Linked DNA regions of Mus musculus: all the other regions are linked to region 3. The links are chromatin loops, found by intact Hi-C in ENCODE. Cell type or tissue: left cerebral cortex. All regions are shown on one strand. Links, peaks and the distances in the headings refer to the core of each region. The heading gives the core; the rest is flanking DNA. Region 1 has its middle 120 kb from the start of Gm40303. Region 2 has its middle 97 kb from the start of Gm40303. Region 3 has its middle 53 kb from the start of Gm40304.

Region 1 (10,190 bases), core at 689-8,688, 110 kb after region 3:
AAGACAGAGAGATGCTTTGGGAGATAGCTTAGTTTGGAAAGTGTTTGCCAAGCAAGCAAGAGGACCTGGACTTAATCCATGTGAAAAACTGGGCGCGATTACGTGATTGTAATCCTAATTCTGGGGAGCAGATACAGAAGGTCTCCTGGGGCGCGCTGACAGCCTGCCTTTGCCCAATCAGAGAGTTCCAGGCCAATGAAAGAGCTTGTCTCATAAATCAAGGTGGACAGTTACTGAGAAAAGACACCTAAAGATCTCTGGTGTACCCACACAGGAAAAGCTACATATACGGATGTCACAAACTCTCCAGCAATGTGATTTCCCCAAAGCCCAAAGACGTGCACGATTGCTCCTCCGCCTCATGGTAGCAGTGGGCTTATCTCCAAACTTTAAAACTGTTCGTGTCTAGGGTGAGCTTGCTGCCTGCCCAGACAGAAGTGAGCTCTCAGGCTCCACTTCCGAGGAACAGGAACCAGTTCAGCTAAGAACTGAAAAGCATTGCCAGGAGGGCATTGCCAGGTGAGCTGGCATACATGTGTAATTCAGCTCTGGGTAGATGGAGGCAGCAGGGTCAAGACTCAGGATTATCTTCTTTGACTACACAATGATCTGAGACTATTTGAGACCGAGAGAGAGAGAGAGAGAGAGAGAGAGAGAGAGAGAGAGAGAGAGAGAGAGAGAGAATGAAAAAGGAGGAGGAGGAGGGGGAGAGGGGGAGGGGAAGGGGGAGGGGGAGGGGAAAGGGGAGGGGAGAGGAGGGGGAGGGGAAGGGGGAGGGGAGGCATTTCCTAGACTTCACAGCTACCTGGTATCCTCTGACCACACAGGAAAGGACAGGCTATATCCATGTGGAAGCCAGCCTGGGAAGAAGAACACACCTTGAAACCTAATTTGGGACCCAAGGTTGAGTGATGAGTTATCTCATATTTGAAGGTATTTGAAAAGAATAGTGTCTAGGTGATGGTACCTACTGCTGTGTTAAAATACCATGATTAAAAGCAACTTGGGAAGAAAAGGGTTCATTTCATCTTACATTTCCACAACACAATCCATTATTAAAGGAAGTCTGAATGGGAACTCCAGGCAAAAACCATGGAAGAGCACTGCCTACTGGCTCTCTTCGGGAATTTGTATTCCCCACTCTCATGGGCTGCTCCCTCTCACATCAAACATTAATCAATGAAACATCCCATAGTCTTACCTATAAGCAATCTGGATAAAGGTATTTTTCTCACTTGAAGTTCCTCTTCCTGGATAGTTCTAGTTTGTGTCAACTTACACACACACACACACACACACACACTAACCAGAACACATAAAAAAAAAAAAACATTATCTTTGGCTATATGTTTTAAAGGTGTCATGCCTTAAGAAATCAAGGAACCAGCCACAAAAATATACCGAAAAAAAAAAAAATCAGTCATAATAGCAACACGAAGTTGAAGGTGCTCTGGACAACACAGGAGGAAAACATAAAAATGGTCTCAGCGGGGCACATACCATAACTCAGGAGGTAGAAGCAGGAGGATTTCTATGAGTTCAAGGTCATCCTGGACTAGTAAGTACCAGGCTATCTAAGACTACATAGCAAAAATAGCACGATCTTATATGTTAACGGGGGGAGGGCTCCCTGCATCTAGTCAGGACTCCCTTTTGTGGATCCAGTGGTTCATGAGGTTGGCCACATCTTTTTTTCAGGACAGGAGCCATCAACATGCCTTAGTCACAGTGACTGTCCCAGATGGAGGAAGTTAATATAAGCCAAGTGATACTCAAATCTAGTATTTGGAAATGTGGGACAGAGTCATTGAGTGAAGAAGAGCATTGCTACAGCCACTTTTGCTACTTGGAAGGCAGTCATCCCGAAAATAATTCAGTCATGAGACATCAGTGCTGAGAAAATTTCAGGTAGTAGAGTGGAGCCCTGTCATAATTAAGCCTCTGGAACAAAGGGTATGAGAAGAATTTCCTTGACCTGTGCCTCTGGATCAAATGACTCAATACATTTACTGTCTTGGGGCTGGGTGAAGGGAAGAGAAACTGACATATTTTGCAATACAGGAATTAATGAAAGAGTTTGCTTGCTGTTCATAAAACAAATATATACAAGGCACTTTTTAAAAGGAAGTTTTACATATGTTACAGGGATGAGGACTGCAATGTGAGACAGCATAGCTTTGATTCTGGTGAGGGTCCCAATAGGTGCCTCAGATCATGGCATCTGAGTGCATGCGAGCAGGAGACCAGATGGCAAGAAAGGAAGCTAGAGTACTAGGCTTTCTGTGCAACAACTGTCCTAGCTTACTTTCCATTGCTGTGATAAAATGCTCTGACCCAACACAACTTAGAAGAGGAAGGGATTAATTTGGTTTACACTTCCAGGTCACAGTCTATCACAGAGAAATCAGGGCAGAAATTCAAGCAAGAACTTGAAGGAGAAACTATGGAGGAACCTTACTCTCTCAGGTTCATGCTTTAGCTTTCTTGTAGAGTCCAGCATCACCTGCCTAAGGATGGTGCTGCCCATAGTGGGCTGTGACTACCTGCATCAATTAATAGTCAAAACAATCCTTCCCAACACACACACACACACACACACGCACGCACGCACGCACGCACGCACGCGCGTGCGCGCGCGCACACACACACACACACACACTACAGGTCAACCTGATGTGGGTAATTTCTCAGCTGAGGCTTTCTTCTCATATGACTCTAGGCTACTAGGACAACAGCTCTCTCATATAATGAACACAGTGTCCAGCTGAAACTGCCTTAATTCATTTAAGAAGGCTGCCTCCAGCCCCTTGACTTAATGACTTCCAATTATCCTCACCACCTGAAAGGTTCCATTTTAACTTCACACAGTGGTGACCAAGCTTCCAACATCAGAACTTTTAGAGGACACACATCTACAGTATTCAGCCCATAGCCTACATGGAGCCATCAAAATAAGGGAGCTGGGGCACCCCTGAGACAGGTAATTCACAGGTAACGGAGTTAACTGTGGAGCGGCTGATTATCAGAACTTGGAACCTTGGACGAGGGTCTCATGGATTGCTAGTGCTGGTCTGAAAGAAACCACAGAGCTTGCATTCGGAGGGTCCTGCAAGCAGGTGGCAAGAATCTAGTATCCATATTCCCAAGATGGTGGTCTAGGGGTTGTTCTGATGTCACCAAGAGCTCAGTAGATGAAGGAACCCGAGCAGCTAGCCCACTGTTCCTGAGGGTGCGTGGCTGGTGTTCTCCTGTGACTCGGTAAAGAGACTAGAGGAGACTGACAGGAGTTGGGAAGAGATACCTATGAGGCTGTGGGCTCCTGGTGGAGACGATCTGCTACACACTGGAAGACAAAAGGAGGTCTTCCCAGTTTTTATCGGTGTTTCTTCTTGGCAAAACCAAACAGGAGCCCGCTGGCATGAGACAGAAAAAGAAGGGCCAGTGAGAAGGCTCAGCAGGCAAAGAGGCTTGCTGCCAAGTCTGATGACTTGAGTTTAACCCTCAGGACCCACACAGTAGAAGGAGAGACTCGATGCCTGCAAGTTGTCCTCTGACTGCCACATACACACTGTAGCACGTATGTGCATGCACAAACACACACACACACACTAAATTATAAGCGTTTCCTTAAATATTTTAAATATATTTCCGCACAGAGCAGAAGCCAAGCTAGAGACGAGAGACAGGTAAAGCCAGTGGAGAGGGGCCCTTCTAGCCTATGTGTATGTATATGGTGTGTGTGTGTGCGCGCGTGTGCGTGCGTGTGTGTGTGTTGTGTGTATGACAGGCTTTCATTATGTAATCCTGGCTGTCCTGAACCAGGCTAGCCTCAAACTCACAGAGATTTATTTGCCTCTACCTCCTGAGTGCTGGGATTAAAAAAATTTGATGGAGATGCTTCTGGCTTCAAGTAGGAAGCCGGGGTGGGAGAGATGGCTCTATGGATAAAGGTGAGTCCAGCAAAAGCCTGATAAACTGATTTCTATCCCACAACCCAGGCAAAGGTGGAAGAGGAGATTCACCTCCACAAAGTTGTCCTCCGGTGGCCATGGGAATGTCCCTCAACATATCACATACATACAGAAAGAAGGGGGGGGGGGAAGGGAGAGAGGGAGAAAGAGAAAGTAGATTTAAAAGAAGAAGGGGCTAGGGAGCTGGCTCAGTAGTTAAAGTGCTTGCCACTCTTCACAGGCCTCAAGTCAGACCCCAGCACCTCCACTGGGCAGCTCACAATAGCCTCTAACTCCAGCTTCAGGGAATCTAATGCTCTCCTCTGGCCTCTAAAGGCCTACACAGTTGTGACAGATACACACATGTGCACAAACTTTAAAAGTTAACTTTTTAAATGAGAAGATGGGGAGAAAGAAGCCATCTTAAACAGTGGGAAAATATATCTTCTCCCGTAAGTGGAACTACAAGGTAGCAATTTCTAGAAAGTTTGACCGTATGATGGGGGCTCATGCTCTTCTCATCTCCTCCCTCTATCCTGGTCCTTGTCTTGTCTCTTAGTTAGGGTTACTGCTGCTGTGAACAGACACCATGACCTAGGCAACTCTATAAAGGACAATTAACTGGGGCTGCCTTACAGGTTCAGAGGTTCAGTCCATTATCATCACGGTGGGAAGCATGGAAGCTTACAGGCAGACATGGTGCTGAAGAAGCTGAGAGTTCTACATCTTGATCCAAAGGCAGCCTGGAGAAGACTGGCTTCCAGGCAGCTAGGAGGAGGGCCTCAAAGCCCACCCCCAAGGTGTCATGCTTCCTCCAACAAGGCCATACCTCCTAATAGTGCAACTCTCTGGGCCTAGCATGTTTAAACCTGTCCAGATATGATGCCAATATCCAGATTTAGTAACATACAGCCTTCCTGCCCCTTATACCTCTCATATTCTTTTTTCTTTTTTAAAAGATACCCTAATGTAATACAAGACGGACTTACATTCCTGCTTCTCCTGCTCCATCTTCTGATTCGGACTAAGATTCTAGGTTTGGGCCATCACACTCAGCTGATGGCCACCTGTCTCTGCATCCAGGTGTCCGATCAAAGAAAGATTTCCCTGGAGCTGCCACTGGTGTTCCAGGTCACAAACTTGTCCCCAAATCAATCACCATTGAGTGGATTGGGAGCACTCTCTTTGGCACATAGCACTAGGATCCATTCTCAGACTGGAGACACTGCACTGGTACCAGGCAGGAGTCTTTCAGAGGCTGAATAATCACCATCCAAGGGTCCTGAAGATGAGTGTGATTCAGTGGTTTTCAATAGAAACTGACTCTCTGCATCCAGTGACTCGCTAAGCACCTCTAAAGGGCTGCCAGAGCATCATGAAGGTCAGGGGCTGGGAAGCTGGAAAGCAAAGGCAGATGTAAAAGAGAACTTGGAGCCTGTGAGGATGTGAGGATGGACAGGAGTCGAGTCAGTGCCTCCACTCCTCCAAAGCTGTCATGAGATCTGTATGCAAGACCTTGTGGACAGTGAAAGTGAACCCAGGCACAGTGAACGCACAAGGCTGGCCACTGCTCTCTAGCAGCCGTGGAAGCCTGCTGGCCAGGCTTGTCCTCCAAACCTCAGGCAGACTTCTCTCCTAGCTCTACTCTCCTGTCTGGCCGAACACCCAGGAAAGGAGACTCTGCAGAGCCACCTTCAGCTCAACCAAGAAGATGCATCACGATGCCACATAACTGTCCCTAAGCAGGCACAACAAGACTGTCTCTGTCCACTGGGCGGGAGGGGGGATTTTTTTTCCTTCATATTGAGATCCTGGTATTAGGAAGGATTTGTGTACTTAAGAAATATACAAAAGTGAGATGTAACCAGACTACATAAATAGAATTCGCCTTCCCGACTCCTTCTCTCCAAAGGAAAACTGGCCCTCTGGGTCTATCATGGGCCAGCCTCTGGCAGAGAACACGAAAGAAAAATAAACTCCACGGAGCGCTCAGCTCCCCTCTGAGTCACCAGCCCACTGTTTGTCCACACCCTCCCTGGAGTTCCCTCGTGCCATTTCCTGTTCTCATTCAGGGAGCCAACATAAGGCACCTACTATGTTCTAGGGAAAAGGACAGGTAAGACTGGCAGAGAATGAAATGTAGCTCCCCTCTAGAGGGACTGACCTCCATCCTTCCGAAATTCCCCTTCTTTCCAGAAACTTCTCAGATGTCGTCCCAGGCACTCTGGCATAGTCCCACAGCCTTGCTCATGTCTCCACGCGGCTGTTAGTGATTATCTACAGTATGTGTGTATATGACATGTCATTTTTGTTTTTTAATGAATGCTTTATTTGTGTTGGTCCCATCTTCCCCCTAGAGCACCAAAGACCTTTGAAGGTTGGGTTTCTGCTGTTTCTTTCTCTGTGCCTAATGACAACGTGCAGTGTGTAAGCCTGTGCTCCAAAGGGAGAGGACCATATGGGGGTTTCCAAAGACAACCAAGAGTCTTTCCACAGTCTTTCTTTCAGCGATGCAGAATGTGCTTTGCATACATTGCTTCCTTGCTCCTCGCCCTGCTGTGAGTGGTCCCTGATACGGCCATCACTATTGTCCCCTTTGTCCCATTCAATGGATGAATGAGTGTTTGAGAAGGTGGTGGCCACAGAACTCCAGCATGAGCCGGGGTGTCCACACCAAGCTCCATGTTTCCCCTGACCTGGGTGTGGTCAAATTGTGGAATAATTACTAGGGATTTAGTCTGTGCTGGGCTCTGAACCACTTCTGGCTTCACGATTCTGGCTTTGGAGGTTGCTACTCTCCTTACTTTTAGTAAGGAAATCAAGGTAACTGGTGGACAGGAGGCATGGGTGGTATGGTATGGTGTATATGCATGCGTATGTGAGGGTATGCGTGTCTGTGTAACATACAGACGTGTAACGCAGAGGTCAGAAGAGAGTGCAGGAACCACCCTCTATGGCTCTCCATCTTATTTGTTGAGACAGGGTGTCTGGCTGGCTGCAGAGCTCACAGCATCCCCCTGTCTCCACCCACTGCAGTTACAGGCAGGCACAGTCAAGCTCAGCCTTTGAGTGGGTGCTGGCGATTTGAACTCAGATTTTCCAGCTTTGACAGCAAGCACTCTGAGCCACTGAGCCATCTCCCAGACCCAAGAAAGCAAAACTGGAACTTAATCTAGCTTGCTCTAAGTCCTCAAATGTATCTTTTTTTTTTAGCTGTCATGTCAATTGTGGTATAAAAGGATGTGAATGAATGAACTTCCAGAATTCACTTTTCCACACCTCCCAGGCTGGCTCTACCGTTACACTGGGATTTAATTTCAGCTCCGTGGAAGGCGGCCAGCAGCAGGAGGAGGAGATAAGGGGGTGGGAGTGAGGGGGTGGGGGGAAATATGAGCAGAATACATGATATGCATGCATGAAGATGTCATAGTGAAAACCTTTATTTTAAACAATGCATACATATGTACATATATAAATATTAATATATAGGAGAATATTTCCATTGTATAAGTCTATGGCCCTGGAAAGGACACTAGGTCATTCTGAGTGTTTCTTCTTTCGGGCCATGGAGCTTAACTGAGCAGACAAAATTCCTATCTGGACTGTACCAGGCATGTTGTAAGGATTAAATAAAAGGGAAAACATGCACAAGCTTTCAACAAGCCCCACATGGAGTGAACACCCTGGAAATATTAACTTTCCCCCTCATAACAGCAGCCGTTTTTATTACTGCCCTGCTTCAGTCAGTCTGGCCCCAGCCTCTCTCGCAGGACCTTCTTCGCTAACATGTTGATGGAGCCGAAAAGGCCAGATTTCTGGGGAGCCTCGGATCCCCTCGGCTTATAACAGAACAGCCCCGGCAGCTGCCTTGTTGAGCCTGTGCGTGCAGCCAGGCTGTGAGGCCGAGGCCTTGCTGATGTCCTGTCCTAGCCAGCCTCCTTCGGCTGCCGCGCACATGTTCCATAAATGGGAATCATTAACCGGGAGGCTCATAAACACTCTCTCCCGACAAGGTTGTGCAGCGCGTGCCGACTGTGTGGCAATCTCTCAGGCAAGCCCCTGAGCCCAGATACAAGGCAGCCATCTGTGCATGTAAAAACCTGTGTGCCCTGAAAAGAAACTTCCAGGAGCCAGGGTCTACTTCCCTAGCTACCTGAACAAACTCTGTTTCTGTTCCCTCCATACAAACCTGGCTAGTTGGTTCATAATAATTAGCAGATAGGCTTTCCCTTCTCCCTGAGGGTGTTCGAAACTCACAATTTTCTTTGCATTTACAAAAACCTCAAGACAAAGAGGGAAGGTGGGGAGAGTGGTTGACAGTCTAGGTGAGACCAAAAGGAAGCCATTCTACTGTAAGCTCCTGCAAATACATTATGCAGAGAGCTTAAGACCCTGGTATTATCAAAAGAAACCAATATCGCTCATTCTCCATAGATGATGAAATAAGGGCCCTGAGATATAGAAAGACCCAAAACTTTCCTGCACTAGACTTATGCTAAATTGGGGGTGGGAGAGGCAGTAGGATCACAATGGGGTTGGATGTCTTAAGGGTACAGAAGGTAGCACTTCAGTTAATAGCCCTGGTGCAATCATGCAGACTGGAACTTTCCAAGAAGAGGGGATCAGATGTGTTCAGTGAATGATTCCTTGAGCAAAATTACATCAGCAGAAGACCTTGAGAGGAGGTAGTGTCATCTCTCTCAGCATCAGTTTCTCCATTCGCAAACTGGACGGATGAGAGAGCTATTGAGAGAAGCTGTCTTCACTGAAGCTGTATACAGAGACTTCGCATGAAGCCAGTCAGTTCTGAGCTAGAGGAGACCCAGGGCCAACCCCTGATGACACCATTGCCCTCTGCCAAGGGAACAGGAAGGATGGGGGCATTGGGAGATCAGAGGCATGGAAAGAGGAAGAGAAAAAGAGATGGGGTGAGGAGAAGGCGGAACAGAGAGAAGAGGCTGGGCTAGCTAGGAGGGGAAGAGGAGGCAGCAGCCTGCAGAGCAGGGGGATCCTGGGCTTCATAAGCAAGAGGAAAGGGCGCTTTGGCGGCAGCCCAGTTTCTGATGGGGGAAAAGGAGACAGTTGGTTCTCCGATGGCTGGCAGATGCCCTGGGCTCCAGCAGATTAAAGGTCCTTGCTCTCCTGTCATACACATAGCCTTTGTTAGATTATTGAGCACCATGGGGGCATGGCTGGACCAAGATCTGATGGCTATCCTCCCTGAGTGCTATGTTGTATGAAGAAGGCACACAGGACTTCAGAGAATTCCCAGGGCTGGAGGAGACACTCTGTTGTCCCTTTCCTGATATCCCTGCCCCCCTCCCCCATCTTCAGTCTCCTGGCCCATTTCAGGTCTTTGTCCCAACAGCACAACCTGCCTTTTCTTAGTTCCTGTTCCTGTTCTTGATGTTGTTTTGACTGTGGGTTTCATGTAGTCCTGACTGACCTTGAACTTGCTACATAGAGGTTGGTTTTGAATTCCTGATCCCTCTAGCTCCACATCCCAAGTGCTGGGATTACTGGCATGCACAACCATGCCCAATTTCTTCTTGAGCATTTTTGTTTGTTTGTTTGTTTTTTTTTGTTTGTTTGTTTGGTATGGATGAGAAAGAAAATGCGTAGGACACTCAAAAAGAAGACAGAGAAATGGGAATTAGGTGGGTGGGGCCACTTTTCCTGCTATGTCAGTGGTGGACCAAGAGGACCAGTAACAGATGCACTGCAGAGGCAGCCTTTCATGGACTGGGACCAATTGGTCACAGTAACAGAGATTAGATCAGTAACTGACAGGAAGGCCTGTTACTAGAGCACTGCCCACAGAGCTCTTACAGCGCCTCCCCTGGTTTGCTCTGGAAGTGACCCCAATGGTCTCCACTGGCTACCAGGAGCCCCACCCTCTATCCTTGCCTGCCTACCTTTTAGAAAGCCACCTTGTCTGTCAACAGCCCAAGGAAGAATGAGTGTATCTCTGCAGGAGTGGAGCTCCTCACTCATCCTCTTTCAGAACTCTGCATTTCTCTGGCTAGAGGAATACAGATGGTGCAGAGAAAGCCAGAGGACTAAAAGCCGCCTCTGACTTTTAGGCAGAACCCTTTGTAGGCAATTCTGACATTCATTATTGTCCCAGTCTCCCATTTCCTCCCCTTGCATTGCAAGCTCCTATATGAAGAATGTCATACTCTTCCTGGACCTTATTAGTTAGCTTTCTGTCTTCCTTGCTATCCCAGCCATGTGGGGACT
Region 2 (10,190 bases), core at 1,322-9,321, 130 kb after region 3:
TAGCACATCAATTTTATTACTGACAGGGGCCACATCCACACAGACACAAGATATTTTCTCTGCAAAGTAGGGTCTCTTCTCACTAAAGCCTATCCAAGTAAGAAAAGGAAACAATGAAACAAAGTAGTAATAATCAAGGAGAAAAGTAGTAGTAATGACTCAAGGAAAAAAGAAGTATAGGATACAGTAAGGGGGCAGAGGAGGGCGTGGCTACCTCTCTCAAAGTCAGTCAGGAAATGGACTTTTTACATGAACCTTAGTGGAGCTTTTCAGAAGGGGGAATGGAAGATGCCTCTGGCTGTCTATCCAGAAAAAAAATAATATTAAGAAAAAAGCTGAAAGGTTGGGCAGTGGTGGCGCATGCCTTTAATCCCAGCACTCGGGAGGCAGAGGCAAGCGGATTTCTGAGTTCGAGGCCAGCCTGGTCTGCAAAGTGAGTTCCAGGACAGCCAGGGCTATACAGAGAAACCCTGTCTCAAAAAACCAAAAAAAAAAAAAAAAAAAAAAAAGCTGAAAGAGGGATGCTGTTTTAGTTTAAGGTTTCTATTGCTGTGATGAAACACCATGACCAAAGCAACCTGGGAAGCAGAGAGTTTATTTTAGCTTACTCTTCCATATTACTGTTCATCATCAATGGAAGTCAGGACAGGGTGGGAAACTGGAAGCAAAAGCTAATATAGAGGCTGTTGGCATCAGGGCCCCTGAAACCTGTGACATCACATAGGCAGGACCTACAGACCTGTTGCCAAGACAACAGCCACCATATTCTCAGAATCCACTTAGCTCACCTCCCACCTTTACCTGCGTTATGTCATTATCCATATATATGGAACACCCCTCCCTCCCTCTCTCTCTTCCCCCCTTCTCTTTCTGCCACCACCTTCCTTGCCCCTCTCTCTCCCAATAAACCTTTTACACATGGAACTGTTTTGGCCTAGTGTGCTGTGTTCAAACTGGAGCCGCTACTCTAACACATCAGAGGCCATGGAGGTATGCTGCTTACTGGCTTGTTCCACATGGTTTGCTCAGCCTGCTTTCTTATAGACTCTAGGACTACCAGCCCAGGGATGGCATCACCCATAATGGACTGGACCCTTCCCCATCAATCACTAATTAAGAAAATGTCCCACAGGCTTGGGTTCAGCCAGAGTTTATGGAGCCGTTTTCTTAATTGAGTTTCCCTACTCAGGTGACTTTAGCTTGTGTCAAGTTGACATAAAACTAGCCAGCATAGATGTCAACATGGCTCAGCATGAAAAGTGCTTGCTACCAAGCCTAATGGTCTAAGTTCAATTCCAGTTATCTACATGGTAGAAGGAAAGGACCAACACCTACAAAGTTTTACACTCATGTGCCAGGGCACACATATCTCCTCCCCCCCACACACACACATAAATAAATAATTTCTAATACAGAAAAACCATGATGAAGGTCTTAGCAGTACTTCCATGGCTGAGTTCATCCCTTTCACTCAGTGTAATTACTATAACCAGACGTTGTCTCTGTAGAGTATGACAATTCAGAGCAAACTCTAAATACTAATGGGTGCTTGAGCCAGCAGGTGTGTTTTCCTCTGAGATAAACCCTTCAAGAGAGACACTTGAACCATGGAGTCAGCCACTGTCAGTCTGTATAGGAAGTGTGGACCACAGGGTGTCCTGTCAGTAGACATTCAGATGTCACTGGGAACATCACCATCTGTGATGGCTATTCCTGGTTGTCAACTTGGCTACATCTGGAATGAACTATAATCCCGAAATGGAAGGTACAACTGTGATCCAGATCTTGAGGCTTGAAGACACAGGCTCCTGACCTGGATCTTGACATGAGATGACACACATCTTTAATTCCAGAAGAAAGAGGCAAGCAGATCTCTGAGTTCAAGGCCAGCCTAGGACAGAGAAAGTTCTAAATCCAGGCTTGGTAGAACATACCTTTAATCTGGGCCGTAGCTTCTGTTGGAGGCCTACCTAAGGACAATGGAAGAAGGAAGGCTTTCTTCTTCTTTGCCTGCTTGCACTTTCTTGCCAGCATATCCTACTTCTTCAGGATTCCAGCTTATACAGAAAACCAGATAAAACACCTAGCCTCATGGTATGGAGCAACTACTAAATTCTTGGACTTTACATTGACAACTGCCCATTGTCGGATTAGTTGGACTGCAGACTGTAAGCCATCCCAATAATTTCCCTTAATATATAGAGACATTCCATAAGTTCTGTGATTCTCATGAACCCTGACTAATGAACCATCAGAAAGGCCAAAGCTACTCAGTCCCAGACAGGCAGAGCTTCTCAGCTACCTCTGTCTGGTTGGGGGAAACAAGGACCATGACGTCAGTGGATGATCAGCACAGCTGGGAAGCCCTAGGAAGGGGGTGGGGGGAAGAGTGAGTTCAGCTTCTACAAGCAGCTGGGGGGGGGCGGGGGCGGCATTTGCTTGTTACCATCTGTCCACTGCATGGCCTGTACCCTCTGAAGTGTATGGCACACATCTGTGGCTAGTGAGCACCTATCTATGCCTTTAAGGGATGAGGGAGGGATAGCCTTCTTCAGGGAAATGTTCTCCAAAGTTCTGCGGAGGAGATGGTAAGCTAAAAATGTCCCGGGTCTGGCCAGACAGTACATTTGGTATTTGTACAGAAGGGATGGGGGCAGTGGTGTTTCTATTTAGAACAAATATGCATTTAGGGAAAGCAGTAGGGGGAACAAGAACTTTTTATTTTCTTTTTGAGAAAACTGTTTATAATAACAACAATTGCAGGATTTCAAAGCTGCATTTAATTGGCTGGCTGAATAAGTAAGTGAATAAATTTAGTTTGCAGCTGGCCCCAAGCAAAGGGGGAGGGAGGTTAAATTGGTTGTTTTGAGTGCTTCCAGACCAGACCAGAAAAGACCATCTTCAGGAGCCTCCCACCCCCATTTTATAGTGTGTGTGCACATTAGTTTATGTGCACCACCTGTATGTAGGTGGCCACATAGGATCTCCTAGAACTATAAGTACAAGCTGTTGTTGCCTGCCTTATGTGGGTGGTTGGTACCAAACCCAGGTCACCTGTAATCACAGTGGGCACTCTAATTATTTTTTAACTGCTATCAATACAGCCCCAAAGGCTCTTTTCTTGCTTTTTAATGAAGACATTATTAGGTAGCCCTGATGCTGGGTGGAGAGAGTTAGAGGTTGCTAGACATAGTCCTCACCCCTAAGGAGCTTACAGATGTGTCCTGAGGCCAGAAGACAACAGTTGATGCCTGTGGACAGTCACATAGACAGCCCAGGTCCTCTGTCATCATACTCTGCTCGCTAATGTCAAAGAGGCAAGACCTTTCGACTGTCAATGCCAGCTCCAGATCACACCACTCAAGAAGCATTATACACCAGGCAGTGAGAATCCTAGGCACTGGTTACAAAGCACTGGAAAGAAATTATAAAACTCTGCTCTTGGGAGTTTTATAGTCCAGAGAGGAGAGGCTCACAATACAGGAAGAGGTAAGGAAATTATAAGCAGATCATGTGGGGAAGCCTAAGGCAGCCAGGGGAAGGAGAATCACAGTGGAACTAGCTGTGGTTTTCATTAGAGTAGTCAAGAAAGAATTCCAATTTGCAAATAAAAAATGTATAAATAACTGAAAGGTGCAAAAGAAGAGAATATCGCTGGAAAGAACATTCCAGACAAAAGAGTCAACAAGTTCCAAGGTCCTATGTTGAAATGATGATATTTGAGGAGCCAATTTCAGCGTGGTTGGATCAGCTGTGAGGAAGCTAGCAGACAGGTGTTATGTAGGGTTTGGAAAGTGAAAGGCTTTGCAGGGTGTGGTGGGGACAACAGAATCTCTGTATGTGGGACTGTATGCTGCTGGAACACTTTGGTCAGAGAAATGGCGTGGGTGACTAGGGGGAACGCTCTGCTGATAGATACACTGTGAGTTCCAGGGGATGAAGCTGGGTGAGGTTGGGATACTTAGAGTAAGATGGACCAGTGGGAAGGATGAGGAATGGTTAGGTCTTACAGGGTGTTTGGGTAGAGCCTCTGTGTGTGTCTATGTGTCTGTGTGTCTATGTGCATTTTTGTATATGTGAATGCAGGACACACAAGCATGTGTGCAAATGTGCACATAAGTGGTGGCCAGAGTTCAATTTCCACTGTCCTTCCTCCAGTACTATCTATCCACTTTAGGTTTTGAGACAGGCTCTCTCTCAACGGGACAGGGATTTACTGATTAGGCTAAGATGGCTGGCCAGCAAGCCCCAGGGATCCACCTATCCCTGGGATTACAAGTTTGTGCCACCACACCCAGCATTTTATGTGAGTGGTGAGGATCAAAGTCAGGCATCTGGGGAGATGGCGCTGGGTTCCCAGGTGTAGGAAGCTATGAATAAGGATAAGAGGGGAAGGTTGGGAGTCTCAGAGATGCATTAAGGTCATGACACCTGTTAGTACTTCCAGGGGTCATGCCGAGCAAGCGGATGGCAGAAAGTCTGAAGTTCAGAAGAAAGGCCTGAGCTACGGAGCAGGAGTGGGGAGTATGAAGACACACAGCAGAAACATGGAAGAACTCTCAAGGGAGCAAGTGTGGACAGAGGAGAGATGAGTTCTTGAGTAGACGGCTAGAGTATGTCAGAGTCTGAGGACAGAGAAGGGACAGCCAGGGAATGACAGGAAGCCAGGCGGGTTGTCTTAGAAGTCAAAAGCAGAAAGGACTTTGAAAAGGAGGGCTGAATGCAATGTTAAATCCTGCTGATAACGGGGCTAGAGACTTGAGATCCTCTCTCAGCACCCACATAAAAGCAAGGCAGGGCAGCGTACACATCTAACTGCACCTTTGCATAGGGGGAGTGAATTGGATCCCAATTCAATGGCTAACCACAGTCTAGCTTACATGGTGAGCTCTCAGTTCAATGAGAGACCTTGGCTTCAAAAACTAAGGTCGAGGTCAATAGAGAAAAAAAACCTATTAGCAACCTCCAACCTCATTCCCACACATGGTCAGGCAAGCCCCTAAATGTATACAACACACACACACACACACACACACACACACACACACACACACCTCTTTAACAAAGAAAAATCCTACCAATAAATCAAGAAGGTGAGGTCTGAAAACTGACCACTGCATTTACCATCACAAAGGCCACTTTGAAAGGGCAACCTGTGGCCTGTTAGGGACCAAAGCCTGAATGGAAAACATTTGAGGGATGGCTATGAACTGGAAGGTGAAATAAACCCTTCCCTTTCCAAGTTGCTTTTGGCTGTGATGTTTATCAGAAACCCTAGGGCAAGTAGCAAATAAAGGAGGCAAGGTTTCAGCCCTGAGCATTGGATCAGACCTGGCTGTCTGAAAGCCCCTCAGCGGACCTGAAGAGTCACTCTCTGGGAAATCATTGGTTCTCAGGGAACACTGTTCCTCCTGTGTAGTAGCCACGCTCTCTCGCACCTGTGCTGCCCAGCTAGGAAGCCTTGTTCTGAACTCGCGTCATCACCCATTGCTTCTACCAGTGTGTGCACTGTAGTGATAGCTCTCGCTTCCCCCAAATCCATAGTGCGGCTGAGAGAGTCTAGGATTGGCTCAGCCTCTCTTGAATTGTGTGCTGGCATCTCCAGTCTTCCCCAGCTACAAAGCAGCTTTGTGTGCACATGGAAAATTCCTCTTCCAAGTCTGTGCCCGATGCCAGAGTTTGTGTTCTCAATACTGATACTAAATTGCCTCCAGATCCCCTGGCAATAGCATCTCCAGGGACGACCCTTTAGCACTCTCCTTTGAAATGGCAGCAGCCAGCCAATGTGCTCAGAGGACAACATGAGAATGTGCAATTTATTATGCATAGGTCACAGTTCATTTCAAGGAGTTCCTAAACTCATTCTAGGGGCCACTCACTAGGGAATGGAACTCTTTCATACTCGATGGTACAAAAGCCCTGGAAATATCATTTGTTTATGCTTTTCTAGGAAAGTAAGAAATAGTGCCAACACAAGAAGAAAAAAAAAAAACATGCTACTCGAATACATGGAGAGGAAGCATGGTAGGGGAAAGATCCTGATTCCTGACTACATCTTGATTGTGGGTGCATTGATCTTATCATGGTTGTGACCAAATACCAGATTGAAATAACTTAGAAGAGGAAAGATTTCTTCCCTTGCAGGGTCAGAGATACCAGTACACTGTGATGGGGAAGGAAGGGGTGATGGGTGATGGACAGCTCACAACATGAAGAACAGAAAACAGAGGAAAGCAGAAATAGGCAGGACCAGGGCAAGGTGAAGCCCCCAGGATTGTATTTCCTCCAGCCTAGCCCTAGCTTCCTCGGCACACCACCTCCTGGTAGTCTGTTGAAATTAGGAATTTCAAATTATGAATCATTATTAATTACGAGATGAATGGGGAAAGCATGGATGCTGGAGCATCCTCAGGACCCAGCTGCTCCCAGTGAGCATGCTCAGAAGTAAGCTCTAATAACCTGAGCATCTCTCAACCCCATCAGGTTGGCAAACAAAATCAATCACTACCAACCAGTTGTGTAGTCTCTGAACACTTTTCACCTTCTCAGCTATAGTCAAGAATGGGGCCTGTTGAAGGGCTGTCATATGAATAAAGGGATAAGATGTCAGGATGTGACATGTGGAAGGTGTGTCAATCAATCATTATCGCTATGATTTCCTTTTTTCTCAACATAGAGATCTGATAGTCACATGAGAACCTACTTGTGTATATGTGTGCTTGCTTGTGTGTATGTGTATTCACAAGTTTGTGTGTGAACGTGTATGTGGATGTATATTTAAGTTGTGGGTCAAGCTTCAACCCATCTGAGATTCCTGAATGTGCCCCTGTCCATCATTGTGTCTAGAAAAGCAGGGGAGGTGAACTCCCAGGAGTGAATTTTCAGGGTAGCGTGAGTGTGTTGTTGGAAGGATGCATGGTAGTTTGGACAGGTGCTCTGAGATGGGGAAAGGGAAATCAGCCTTGGCTCTCTCTCCCTGACCCGGCTGCAGAGCTGGATGTCTGTGGGCAGCTGCAGGAAGGAGAAAGCTAACTGAGCTGTGTGTGGAGGGCTGTGTGGTGGAGAACACCACAGAGAGTAAACAGCTCCGCTGTACTTCTGAGCCAGCGAGTGGGGCTCTGTTTCTGTAGGGCCTTGGGAGTGTTCAGTGCCACAGGGAATGCCTTTGTGTGGCAGATTGCCACCAGGGACAGAACATCACAAGGAGGAAGACATCATTCCTTGTTAGACAGGTTTGGGCCTTGATGAGGAGGGACTAGGCACCCTTTCTTGAGATGGCCACAGAAGTTGTCAATGGGACCTTTAGGGTATGGGACTCTGTGTGTGTGTGTGTGTGTGTGTGTGTGTGTGTGTGTGTGTGTGTGTGTGTGTCTCAACATACCAAGCAGTTACTGTCCAGGTTTCTAAAGAAAAAAGTTTCTGTTGTGACTTGGGGCATTTTTGCTCACACATCATTCTTACTCTGGATTCCAGGGGCTACCCTGTTGCCTTCATTTCTGGAGTTCTTACAGAGTTTCTAGGCAGACTTTGCCCACATGAGGCACTGGCGGGGTGGGGCTGAAGAAGAATCGGATTCAGATCTCTCATCCTCTTTTCTCCACCTTGAATTCTCCAGTTGTGGCTCTGTCTTCTCCATGCCTCTGGGTGGGGCCCTGGTGGACATCCAGGTCCCTGGACTCTATGAGTTGGTATGTTCTCTGCCTCTTTGTCTGGAGGTTGTAGTACCCCCTCCCTCACCCCCCTACCATCACCAGTATAACCAGTTCTCTCTGCTGTAGAAGACGGCATGATTCTGTTTTCCTGTTTAGATTCTAACTACACCGGTGTCTTTCTATAGTCCGAGAAAGCTAGAGGAATCTGAGATTCAATCAACAAACCTATGGTCTATCTATCTCAGTTCACATGGAGAAAACAGTGCTACCCCAGGTTTTATGAGATGCTGATGAGAATTCCCACTTGAGTTCTTCCACTCTTACGAATCCAATTGTCTCTCTAACCCAGGAAATAGCCAGCTTGTTCCAAACCCCCAACGAGATGATTCTCTGGCCTTTCTTCCCTCAGCTTGAGCACGTAAGAGTTCTGACTCGCCTGGTTTGCATCTTGCTGAGGTTGGAGCACTCCATTTCCTTTCAGATTTACTTCCTTCTTGTGGGTAGGCAGTCACAGCAATAGCTCCCAATGGAGTCAGCCCCTACTCCCCGCCACACACCCTCATGGTAGTCCCCACCCACACAGACTCGATGCTTGTCTGCACATCTGACCTGGCTAGTGGGATAGCATGTTGAACCAAAGCAGAGACTTGAAACGACATCCTGCATTGAGTCTTCCCTCTCATTCTTGCTGGGCTTGGATCCCAGCTACCATAGAAGAATCCAGCAGAGGTCTCTGAAGATGTGTAGCCCCACTAGCAGCCAGCATTCATTGCTAAAAGATCATCTTAACCTACCTAATCCCATTTGAGCTGCTCAGTAAAAGCAGACAAACTGTTGCTATGCAGAACCACGCATGAAGAAAGTGGTAGTGGTTTTCAGCCAGGTCATTTTCATTTTATTTTATTTTTGTGTGTATGGGTGTTTTGCCTACATATATGTGTACATGCTGTGTATAAGCAGTTGTCTACGCAGTGTCTTGGCCCATGGAGGCCAAGAGAAGGTTTTAGACCCCTAGGGACTAGAGTTGCACATAGTTGCAAGCATCAATAGGAGTGCTGAGAATTGAACCTGGGTCCTCTTCTCCTGTATCAACCAAACCTCCTAGAAAACAGTATCCTTTACCCTTCCTAAAACCCCCAACTAGCTTTTTGCCAAAGAGCCCTGGTTCATCAGCACAGAACCAACAGCTGCCTCTGCCTCAAGAGTTAAAAACCCCGACTTCCTTGAGTTAGTCGCCTCCTTTTAAAAAAAAGAAAGAAAGAAAAATCTGGAAGAGGGTGGTTTTGCTTTCAAATAATGTTCCAAAACTCTTTGGCTCACAGGGGCAAAGTCCTCATCTGGAAAACTCAGCAATGCTGCTATTTTAGAATGGCACCAGGCCTCCGGCTTCTTGATTCAGCCACAGTTGCCACCTCTTCTTCATGGAAAAGGAAAACACTGCCTGATGGTGAGTGGCTCGTTCCGAGGCCATTGCAGACAGCAGAGGCCTCTTGCCCTCTTGCCCGCTATGCCCCTTCATGACTATGCCCTCAACATCCCCCACCCCCACCCCCCAGCCAAAAAGTCCAGTCTTTCTACTCTGGAGCTGCTGAACTTCTAACCTGCTTAAGTGAAGACCCATCTGTCGTCCTTGACCCTGTGGTGTCCCCTCCACTCTCATCCCAACGGTGTGATGAAGACTGAGTGTAAGCCTGTGTAACACGCTAAAAATGCACGGCTGGCTGACTGTACTGTTAATGAGAAAGAGCGCGGTGAAAACCCGACGAGGTTGCTCACGCGGTCTCCCTTTCTGCAGCAGACCAAGTCTGGAAGCTTTTCCACACTTTTCCAGGGAAAGGGAGTCAGCCTCAAGCAGAGTAATCAGTGAAAGCTGCTTCTCCAACAGTCCCCAGGCGAGACTCCTGTGACCCTGTCCCGGCCAGAGTGCAGAGCCCCTTCGGGCAAGGTGACTCGTTGAGGTGATAAGTGTTCTCTGGAGTCTGGTTCTTTCTCAGAACTAGACTAGCTGGAGACAAAGGTTGTTCCTGCTCGCGATAAGCTTAAGAAGCCGCCTCTGGCTCTGGAGTTGATGCAATTACAACAGGAAAGGGACCTGGGGTTGGAAGGAACTCACGTAGGTAAAGGATCAGGTCAGAGCTAACCAGAAACTGTGGTCACCTCTCTGGGATGGCACATAGGTGGGTCAAAAAAGTTCATGGCCCCTGCTACTGTACCACCCAGAGGCCTGGCACAACCAGGCTGCTCCACTCACTCAGAAATAGCAGCCATGCCCCCACTAGCTCTCCCATCTCAGGAAGGCCTTCCTCATCTCACACCAGTGAGACCTGTCCTCACCACTCATCCTCTCCCTCTTCCAGGCCCCTCTGCGGCCTGCACATTCTCCTACCCAGTCTTTCCACATCAGAACGATGGAGTGTCTCCTTCTAAGGGACTTTGGCCTCTCACAGGGAGGAAGACACGTGCCCAGTAGGCCCTAAGGAAATGCTCACGGGGTGGACCAACAGACTCCTCATTCTTCCTTCAACTAAGCACATGTTC
Region 3 (10,190 bases), core at 823-8,822:
GCCTCAATATTTAACAAAAGGTAGAATGGTATATGTCTCAAAGAATTGCTATATAGTAAGTTTCTTCATGATTGATTCTCAGTAAACATCTGATTTTGTCTGCTATTTTAATATGGCTATATAAATAGAATCTTATGATTCTCAGGTAAAAAGGAGTCATGAGTAGGAAAACTATGCTTAAATCCACCTGCTCCTCTCCCTGCAGAGCACGAGCTCCGCAGAGATTTGCACCCCAAGTGTCTAGACAGCAGCCTGGTCAGGAGAAGCCCCACCTACAGCAGCGCATGGTAGGTACTTGTCTTTATCCTTAGCCAGCATTGCCTCCTAACCAGAGGAGTGAACCGAGAGACATCTCCAAAGGACATCTCAAAAGGCATGGATCAACCAGTACACTGCAGATGTTTAAAGAGAACCCACCTGTATTAATTACTTTGCTATTATGTGATAAAGCACCAAAACCAACGCGACTCTTTGAGGCTTATGGTTCCGGAGGGTTATGATCCCGAATGGTAAGACGAACACGGCAGCAGGCAGCACACATGCTGGCTGGAGCTGGAAGCTGAGAGCTTACATCTCAAACCTCATGCAGGAAGCAGAGAACAAATTGGGGATGCTGGGAATCTTTTAAACTCTCAAAGCTCTATCCCTATCCCCCACATACTTCCTCCAGCAAGATGGAACCTCCGGACCAAGTATTCAAGGGCCAAAACCTATGGGGAAACACTCTTATTAAAAGCTTTGCAACATCAACCCATAAATTAGCTAGCACATAGTATCATATGTACATAAAACTTGGCCAGGGCCTTTGAGGAGAGGTAGATACAGAAAAGGTATAATCTCTGTTTATTTAAAAAAAAACCAACCAACCAACAAACCAACCAACCAACCAACCAAGAAACAGCCCAAGTTGAGCTCTCATAACTCTCAGTACTTTTCCACCTTAATCTCACCTTCTAAACCTGACCCACTCATCGCTTCCACCAGTTCCCAAAAGTAAATACTTTCTTGGATCTCGGAGAAGCACAAGGGATTGGTTTACAAAGCCCCATATGTCGACCATTTGTTTGCTATGGTTTTCCATTTCAGAATCAGAAATGGAACCACAGAACTATTCGTCTTCCTCCAAAGGTCTTAGTAAAGACTCCGTCATTTCCACATTAAGAAGAGGAGTAGGGAGGGAGAGACTCCATCTGGAAGATGAGCAGACCGATGGGCTCCACAGGTGGACAACCTTCAGACAGAAGAACAAATCCTGGTCACCTGCGTTGCCAATGGCCATGACTTTCAGGAGAAGTATAAAGATTTAGGGGCCTTTTATGTGGATATTTAAAATAATCCTGCTTTAAAAACTACCACAACTCAGAAGACCAAAAAAATGTTTACTTGGTTAAGTTTCTTTTAATGACTATGAAAACCCATGAACGAGGAAAACTGGCCAGGATTTTTTTTTCTTTTTTTTTTTTTTTTTTGAGGCTATGAAAGCCTCTTATTTTTATAGTTTTGAAAATCCTTGGAGTTTAACTTTGAACTTTAACCAAGAAAAATTACATCTTCTAAACAATGGCGTTTGTTGATTGGATGAAGGACTAGATCAATATTGGTCTTGGAGCTTGTATTGGCTGCTGCTGCAGAAATATGCGGGTTGTGGTGTTAAAAAATTATGTCAGTTCCTCACCATGCATATCTTTTTCTTGGCATTTTGCCTGGGAATTAGTTTCCAAAGACACTTCCAGAAGTCAGCCTAGAGCCTGGCCTCCCTGGTCAAGGAAGTTACACATGAGCTCTCGGAAAGCATCCTGGGCTGGTGAGCTTCTGGGAGGGAGGGAGGGAGGGAGGGAGGGAGAGAGGGTGAGGGCCTGGGCACCTCAAGGCTCTTGCTCTTCTCCCCACACAGCTTCCACTGTGATGTGTCCCACAGAGGGTGAAAAAAAAAAGAAACCAAATCCAGTCAGTCCATCTTAGAATTGCAAAGTTAAGACAACGGACATGTCAGAATGTCTTAAGTCTCACGGGACTGGGAGTGGGGGTGGAAGCTCTAAGGAACATCAGTAGTAAACTTTTGGTGTTTCATTTTAGACTTAACACAGAGTCCAGAAGTCTTTGACACATGTTTACCTATGGATAAGTGTGTGTGTGTGTGTAGAGGCCGGAGGACGACCTTCGTTGCTTTTCACCCCCCCCCCTCCGTCCCCCTTTTTTTTGAACAGAGTCTGTCATTAATCTCAAACTCTCCAAGTAGACTGGGCTGGCTGGCTTGCCATAGAACCACAGGCATCCATCTTTTCTGTCTGCCTTGTAATACTTTATTCACTGACCTATCTTCCAAACCCATCCGCTAGTGTATTTGTAAAAACAAAACAAAACAAAACAAAACAAAACAAACAAATCTACTCATCTACTTATGTGTTGAATCGCCTGCCTCTGCAGACCCAAGTTGCGGATTCCCCTTTGTTACATAGGCCTGTGGAGGTTGGGGAGGGGAAGGCTACTAAGAAAATCTCAACAGGAATCCCTGCTCTGCCTTTGGCCCGATCACTGAAGGTGTGTCCCACCTGTTTGCCTTACAAACTAAGTGCTGCCCCACCAGCACTATGAGAGCATCGTGGTACACTTCAGCAGTTGGCACAGTGCTCTCTGTCTTTGCTACATGTGGGCACACCCTTGCCATTGCCTGGGAAAGGCCAGATAAAGAACTCTCACTGCATGTGTCTGTCTTCTGAGAGTCTGTTGGCTGACTCCATCCTTGGGCTCCCGGTGGGCAGCAGGAGCCCTTGGCCTTTGCATCAATGTTATACTGCCACACGGCCACTAGAAACACCCCTGACAGTGAGGCTGCGATCTTGGCACATCCCTTTGCAGAGGTCACCAACTCCATGCCTGCCAGATTCCCACAGCTTTCTGACCACGTCTCTGTTATGTCTGGGACTACTTTTTAGCCCTACTCGGTAAGGATGTGCTATGCTCCGTATGGTAGAGAGGAAATATGACTTCTGTTGATATTGATTGAGTACTGACTGTCTACCGTACTTGCATAAGGAACTTTGTATGCTGTATCTAACCATACTCACAGTGTTTGCATTGAAGAAATCGAGAAGAAACACCTTGTAGACTCTGCTGTGGGTCCTTATGGCACAGCAGAACCATTTCTAGCATGGATGCAACAGTGAATCTCTCCCAGGTCATTTTCTCCTACTGTGCTACCTCTCTTCAAGACCATCCCTATCAGGATTGCCCAGAGTCCCACCCCTAGTGGATGACTGGCAGAGCCTCCCATGCCCATAAACACATGGTCACCAGCACAGATGCTGCTCATTCACGGGTCCCAAGACCTGTGGGCTGGCCTCCTCTGCCAACCATTCTCCAACTCTTCAAGTCTATTCCACAGAACACTCAAGACCCTGCCCCCATGTCCTGCCTTCAAGGGCCTCATTTCTCTGAACCGATCGGTTCTCCTGAGACAGTCATCATTCCCAAAGCACAACTGTGGTTTTGATTGTTTCCGCAACAAAAAGAATAGATTAGTCATTGACTCTCAGGACGCGAAAGAATCCTCATTATATTTGACTCAATGTGATCATTTTTAGAGAAAATGTCTAAATAACACAGTTAAAGCTACAGAGCAAGGGACAGGTTACTTCAAGACCAGAACATCACCTGTATGACTGTCACACAGAATACATCTGTTCAAAGGGATGCAAACTGACCTGTGAGGGCAGAATGAGGAGTGATAAGAGAGAGACAGATAATTTGGGGAGGGGGCAGGGTGACCTAAATTGTCCTATCACTGCCACTGTGGCACCACATTCCCTAGCCTTGTGGAGATGAAGGCATTTTTGAGGGAATGGCAGGTGTGACACTGGCCTGTGCCTTAGAAGAAAAGAAGTCAAACCTTCTTTCCCTGTTGGAGTGAGTCCCACATGACATATAGTCACAAGGTCCTTCTCCAGTGCTCTGGGATTGCTATGGCAGTCAGAAGACAACCTGTGGAAGCCGCTTTCTCCTTCTGCCTTGTAGGTTCTGAGAACCGACATCATGAGGCCAGCCTTGGCAGGAAGCGCCACTGCCTGCTGAGCCATCTCACTGGCCTCTTGGATCATTTTCAGTACGAGCTCCAACTCATTAGACAGTGCTGCCCATATTCATGTGGGTCTTCCCTCCTCGGTTAAATCTCTCTGGAAACACTCTCACAGACACGCCCAGAGATGAGTCTTGTCGCTTATTCTACATCTAGGCAAATTGATAATACCACCAAAGGGGACAAATCACGTGAAATCATCGCGGTGTCTGTCAGACGTTCAGTAGACCGTCAGCTTCAGAGCCTCAGGGAGAAGTGGGAGGTGGAGACCGATTTAGAACTGGCATTTGGTCTTGCGATCCAGATCAGCTCACGGATACCACGAGAGAAAAAATAGGACATCTAAAGATGGAAGCCTAGGGTTGCCCAAGCTTCAAGTTAGAGATGAAGGAGGGCGACTGACAAAATTACCAGAAAGGAGTGACTCAAGAGAGGGAGGCTGAGGAAGAGAGAAAACTGTTGGGGAAGGGCTTGAAGTCAACCCTGGCTAATCAAGTCGCTGAGGTGATTTGAGCACCTGAGAAACTTGAGCGCTGGGGTTTACTAATCCTCTGGTATCAAGAAAAGAAAGAGCAGGCTGTGGTGGGAGGTCACGGCCCTCCCAAATTTCAGAATGGTGCAAGCCCTGTTTGAGCAAGGATAAACCACGGGTCATCGGGGCAACCTGGCAGCTCTTCACCTTTTGGGTTGTAGGATTGAGATTGATGTGATTTTGTTTGGAGCTTGAAGGAAATGTTACCTTTTTGTGATGCCTGCCTGTCACAGAGCAGTCATCCCACTGCACTGAAAATTACTTCAGAGCAAAGCAACTACGGGAGTGAAACTGGGAATTGGAGGCAAAGCCCACCTAGTCCTTAGGGTCCTGCTGACGTCACCTTGAGGGGAGAGGGCTGCGGCACATGTGAAGGGAGGTTCCTGACATGCTTTTGGCAATAAGTCGTCAGGAAAGAGCAGATGCTCCCGAACCTTGAGTACCACAGAGGGAATTAGGAAATACCTCCCCAGCTATGTCACCCAGTGAAGCACGAGTTACACCATCCCCTTTCCATCTCCAGCATCCTAATTGCACTACAACGTTGGGACCACAATTAGAACCAGAAGCAGGACCCCAGAGGCAGAAACCAGCCAACCAGTCTGAGTCACTGAATTAGAAAAGCACCAGGCCTTTGGAAAGAGAGCCTACTTAGGTATGGGGATCTTTACACTCTGGACATTGTTGGTAAGGAGCTGAATGAGGTTCCAAAAATTGTTTTTGAAGTTATAGTGTAGACAGACACTGAAAAGGCTCTTGAAAGTAAAGATAGCAAGTAATTTCATTCACTCATTCATTCATTCATTCATTCATTCGCCCAATTTGATTTTGGAACACTTTGTGTATCTGAGAAGAGATAGGAGTGATATTTTTCCTCCCAGCACTTACAGTCTAGGCCATAGCTGGGAAAAATAGGATGTCTCCTGCTGTGAGCATGTCAGAGGGGGAACAGGGACACCAGAAGATAAAAGAGAGGCAGCATGATCAAGGGTCAGAAGGCTTCTGAAGTGAAACAGCATCTCAGCTATTGTCTGAAGGCCAGGACAGTCAAGGGACTTGTGTGTTCCTACCACGGGGAGGGGAGAATCCTACAGACATCGGCAGCCAATTGCTAAGGCTTATGTCTTGGAGCTTCCAAGAGCTCTGGGCATTGAGTTAGCTGTCCTCTGCTTCAGTATCCTCACGCAATAACAACACTGCCAATTTCAAGGAGTCTCAAGGACTAAACAGGCTGCAGCACACCGAGTACTAACCTACTCATTGCCTAGAGGCCGAGGAAGCTGAGGAAGGTGCCAGCCATGCCACCCAAGTTCGAAATCTGTTTCAGAACTGTGATTAGAAAATGTATTTCCTAGGGCTTTTCTACTGAATCCCAGACCCTATTTCCTGGCACTGTCTCAGGCTTCTGGATGGCAAATGCACCCACTCCCGGGTCAAGAGGCTCTGCCCTTGAGGTAGAGAAAGGGTGCCAGGGCTTAAGTGAGAATCATGGACTGGAAAGATGGCTCAGAAGGTACAGGAATGGGCTGCAGTGCCTGCGGACCTGAGTTTGATCCATGGGACCCACATGGTAGGAGACCATAGCTCCCCACAGGCTGTCCTCTTATCTCCACACACATGCCATGGCATGTACACATGTGCAGACATGTGTAAATATAAATATAAATGCAATTTTAAAACTTTTAAGGGGAGAACCACTTAAAGTTGACGTGGGAATTTGCTGGAGGGTCTGAGGCACCATCCCAGTTTCCGGTGGGCAGCAGAATTAATTCCCAGGGCACAGGCTCTGATGATGAGTTTACATATTACTCTCCCCATGGGCACAGAGTTCTGTGGCTTTCGGTACTGTCCCAGGCTATATGACCAGCACTGCTATCTGATTCCTAAATGTCTTCATTACCTTAAAAAGAAAACATTTGCCAGGCTCTTGGAGGTGCAGGTCTGAGGCAGAGCTTCTGTTGCAGAAATTGAGGATCTATAATCAGGAAATTCATAAGCATTGTGGATCTGGAGTAAAGAGCTCATTTTCAGGGAATCCCTCGCCTCCCCCATTTCCTACAGCTCCACTTGAGGCCCCTCCCCCACCTCTACTGCCCTTGGGTTACCTCACAGTCATACCATCCTGGCTTCTGGTCTAACGACTGAGAATCTATGTCAGGTATTCTGTTACGGCAACGAGACACACAATGAATATAAGCTCTCCCCCTCTCTCAAAGACACTAAGATCTCCAACGTCACAAGAACACCCATTTTCTGAGAGGACACATTTCCAAGGCAAGATTTACCATGACCCTCTCAAGTTCTCCCACATGGCTGATTCTTCTCCTCTTTTCTTTATTTAGATTTTATAGAAATAGGGGGTTCAAGGCATACGGATTTCCAGTTGGGGAAGATGAAAACACTCTAAAGAGGTGATGGTTACAGCTGGATGTGGTAAGTCTTAATCCCATCAGAGATAGGAGGATCTCTATATGAGTTCAAGGTCAGCCTGATCAACATAGGAAGTTCTAGGACAGCCAGGCCAGTTACACAGAGAAACTGTGCCTTGAAAAGTCAAAAGGTAAGGGAAGAAATGATGGTTGCACAACAATGTGCATGTGCCTAGTGCCACAAACTGTGTGCCTCAAGGCAGTTAGGATGGCATATTGTATGCTATACATTTTTTTTCTTTAACAGGTTAAGAAGTAATATGATTATGCTAGCTTTATGGCTAAGCAGCTCCCTGAATTCTAGAGGGTCTTATAGTTGGGGTACCTTAGCAAGAATTTGAATGTCTTCTGTGAAATGAGTGTGACCTTTTAATTAATTTTTAAAAATTAGCTACAGAGCTGTCACTCTGGTTGAAAGTTCAGGCTGGAGTCTGGTGGCCTGGGATTGCACAGCTCCCAGGGTTTGGGGAAATGGGTAAGCCAAGTCTTTCTCTATGCCTAGGTTTTGTCACCTGAAAAATAAAAACTATTGTTTCTCCATTATAAGGTTGCAAGAAATAAATGAATTAATGTGTCAAAAATCTGGTAGGAGCATCACCTATACTTATTATCTGTCCAAAGTCCTGCTGTCCTGGAGCAGACAACAAATATGCAAATGTGGGTTGTAGATATAGTCAGCAGTCAGAGTACACTGATGCTGTGTGTAAGACAAGGAGCTATAGCCTTATCAGAAACATGGAAACAGGGTTGGGGGAGGAAGAGAGAGGGGAGGGGAAGGGAGGGGAGGATAGAAAGAGAGAAAGAGAGAGAGAGAGAGAGAGAGAGAGAGAGAGAGAGAGAGAGAGAGAGAATCTTCTCCTGGTACAGTCAGAGGCTGACTTAACACAGCCAATCATGAACATTGATGCCTCTGGCCTGCCCTCTCAGACTCCTCTTTCTGAGGAAGACAGTGACTGATGGGGCCCCTGCCCTCTGAGGAGGCCTAAGCCACAGCTCAGGGCAGCCTGCAGTTTCTGTAGCAGGTACTTTTCCTGTTGCCCTCAGAGGAAACATGAATCAGCCACTGTTTGGTTCCATTTCCTGGGAGGCCTCAGGCCCAGGAAATCTGTGGTTTAAGCATCAGTTCAGAGATCAAATGAAATGGCTCTTGGCAGTGGCGTGTGTTGCTAGGACCACTGACAATGTTCTCTGAAGCCAGATGAGTCACGGTGAGCTGGCTCTTCGGCTGTCTTTCTCCTGATTACATTCATCTCGTGAAATGAGTAGAATTTCCTGGCCTCCGGTGACTCTTCCTTAGCTGGGCTGGATGGAGGAGCACATCTGGAGCAGTTTGGGCAAGGATGGAGGGTCCATCCTGTGTGGTTGCCTGCTTGGTACAGCGCTAGAGCAGAGGTCAGGCATGTGTATCCTCACGTGTACTACAACTAGTGAATGCTGGAGTCAGAGACCTGCTCTGACCACTTCTCTCTCTCTCCCTCTCCAGCTACTGAGCAGAGACTGTTGTAACCAGTCTTGGGACAACCAAACTCTTTACCATACATCGCAAAAGGAAAATTAGGTTATAGTTCACCTTATTTATACGGCTATTCTCTATCCTCCCGTGTAATGAAATAATTAAGAAATCTTACAGGATTTTTGCAGAGACAGTTAGATAACATCAGCATGTAAATCATCACCCCTTTGGGCTCCTGTGTATCAAGAGATCTTTCCGTGCATGGATTTATCATGAAGGAGGAAGGGTTTTCCATGACAGAGTAGTAATGTGGTGACCGGTCCAGGATAACAGAGCCTGGCGCAGGCTAAACGAGGATACTGTGATGTTGAAGATACTTGGTGAACAGCCACATACCCACCGCATCTCAGTGCTGGTATCTGTTTTGTGATTTAACTCCATGTGGTTTTGAAAGTCTTTCCTACACAGAAAGCATGGGAGTTGAATCCTACCTCCCAGGACAAGCCGTGATATGTAATTTCCAGGTAGATGACACCCAAAAGATAGTATTTGAAACAGTTCGTAATCTTGGAGTCATCATATAGATGCTATCAGTGGTGATAGTGACATCATCAATGGCAGTGATGGGTGAGAGAGTTCATGTTCAGAACCTCTCAGGTCTCGGGAAGGCACCTTTTCAGGTAGCTTGGGTGATCTACTGACATCTGTTCTAACTTCAACATTCTTTGAGCAAGTGCACACATTTGTGAGTTAGGCTATGGGAATGAAGCAGACTGTGAAAAGCTAGATGCATACCTTATTTAAAAGGGGGAGATGTTATGTAGCTATAACTCTTAGATAACTAGAATTTCCCAGCTGATATATGCACCTGGCTGTATGTGTCTATTATCTATCTATCTATCTATCTATCTATCTATCTATCTATCTATCTATCTACCTATCCATCCATCCATCCATCCATCCATCCATCTACCTATCTAACCCTCTACATATCACCCGTCAATTACTTATCTATCAACATCTATCATTTACTGCAATTATACAATCTATCTATTCATGTAAATGGGTGTATATTTTAATAATTCAAAATCTTGATATGCTCAAGAGGTGTGAAAAATTATAACAATAAATCAAGGACTGTCTCTATTACACCAGACCCACCCACAGCCGCATGTCTCCTTGCCTCAGTCTCAGGCAAACGCTAACTTGCTTTCTGTCTCTGAGCATTTGCCTCTTCTGGGATTGGACATGAACAAGTCATGCACTTTGGGGCCTTCAGCCAAAGGCTGCTTCCACTTAGCATCATGTTTCCCGGGTCCATCACTCCAGGGCACGCATCGATGCTCCATCTCTCTTTCTTGCTGAGGAATATTCTGTCGTGTTGTATTATCTCATTTATACCCCCTTCACCGGTGGCCTGATGGATGTTTAGTCACTTCCAGGTTGGGAGTAGCTGCGAGCCAGGCTGCGGCAAGCGTCTGCGTACAACTTCTTCTACAGATGATTTCACTTCTACTGGGTCCGTAGTCAGGGGCACACAGGAATAGCTCAATATTTCACTGAACAGGCCTTCCTTAACACCACCCTCTCAAAAAATCATATGGATCAACCACAGAACATCAGAGAATAACTCTCAAACTTTGGCATAGGATTTTTTTTTTTTTTTTTTTGTAGCTGACACTCCTGAATCCTTGTGGATTT

The links. A loop is a pair of places that touch in the nucleus more often than their neighbours do. Peaks named below come from ENCODE experiments on the same cell type or tissue, not always from the same donor. Only the 100,000 strongest peaks of a DNase experiment are listed, where the experiment ranks them.
Region 1: it touches region 3 in a loop (2.0-fold over the local background); 3 of 42 quality-filtered maps call a loop at or near these places.
Region 2: it touches region 3 in a loop (2.1-fold over the local background); 2 of 42 quality-filtered maps call a loop at or near these places.

The regions. Positions count from the first base shown.
Region 1 is chr5:53,377,473-53,387,662 of GRCm38, reverse strand. No RefSeq gene overlaps it. Among named protein-coding and RNA genes, the nearest start is that of Gm40303, 120 kb to the right of the region's middle. In left cerebral cortex, for the core only: a CTCF peak has its summit at 5,651; DNase peaks (open chromatin) are centred at 7,008, 7,223, 7,623, 7,766 and 2 more places.
Region 2 is chr5:53,359,503-53,369,692 of GRCm38, reverse strand. No RefSeq gene overlaps it. Among named protein-coding and RNA genes, the nearest start is that of Gm40303, 97 kb to the right of the region's middle. In left cerebral cortex, for the core only: no CTCF peak of the experiment used is centred there; DNase peaks (open chromatin) are centred at 2,626 and 5,605; H3K27ac peaks cover 461 bases.
Region 3 is chr5:53,488,864-53,499,053 of GRCm38, reverse strand. No RefSeq gene overlaps it. Among named protein-coding and RNA genes, the nearest start is that of Gm40304, 53 kb to the left of the region's middle. In left cerebral cortex, for the core only: no CTCF peak of the experiment used is centred there; a DNase peak (open chromatin) is centred at 4,348; H3K27ac peaks cover 607 bases.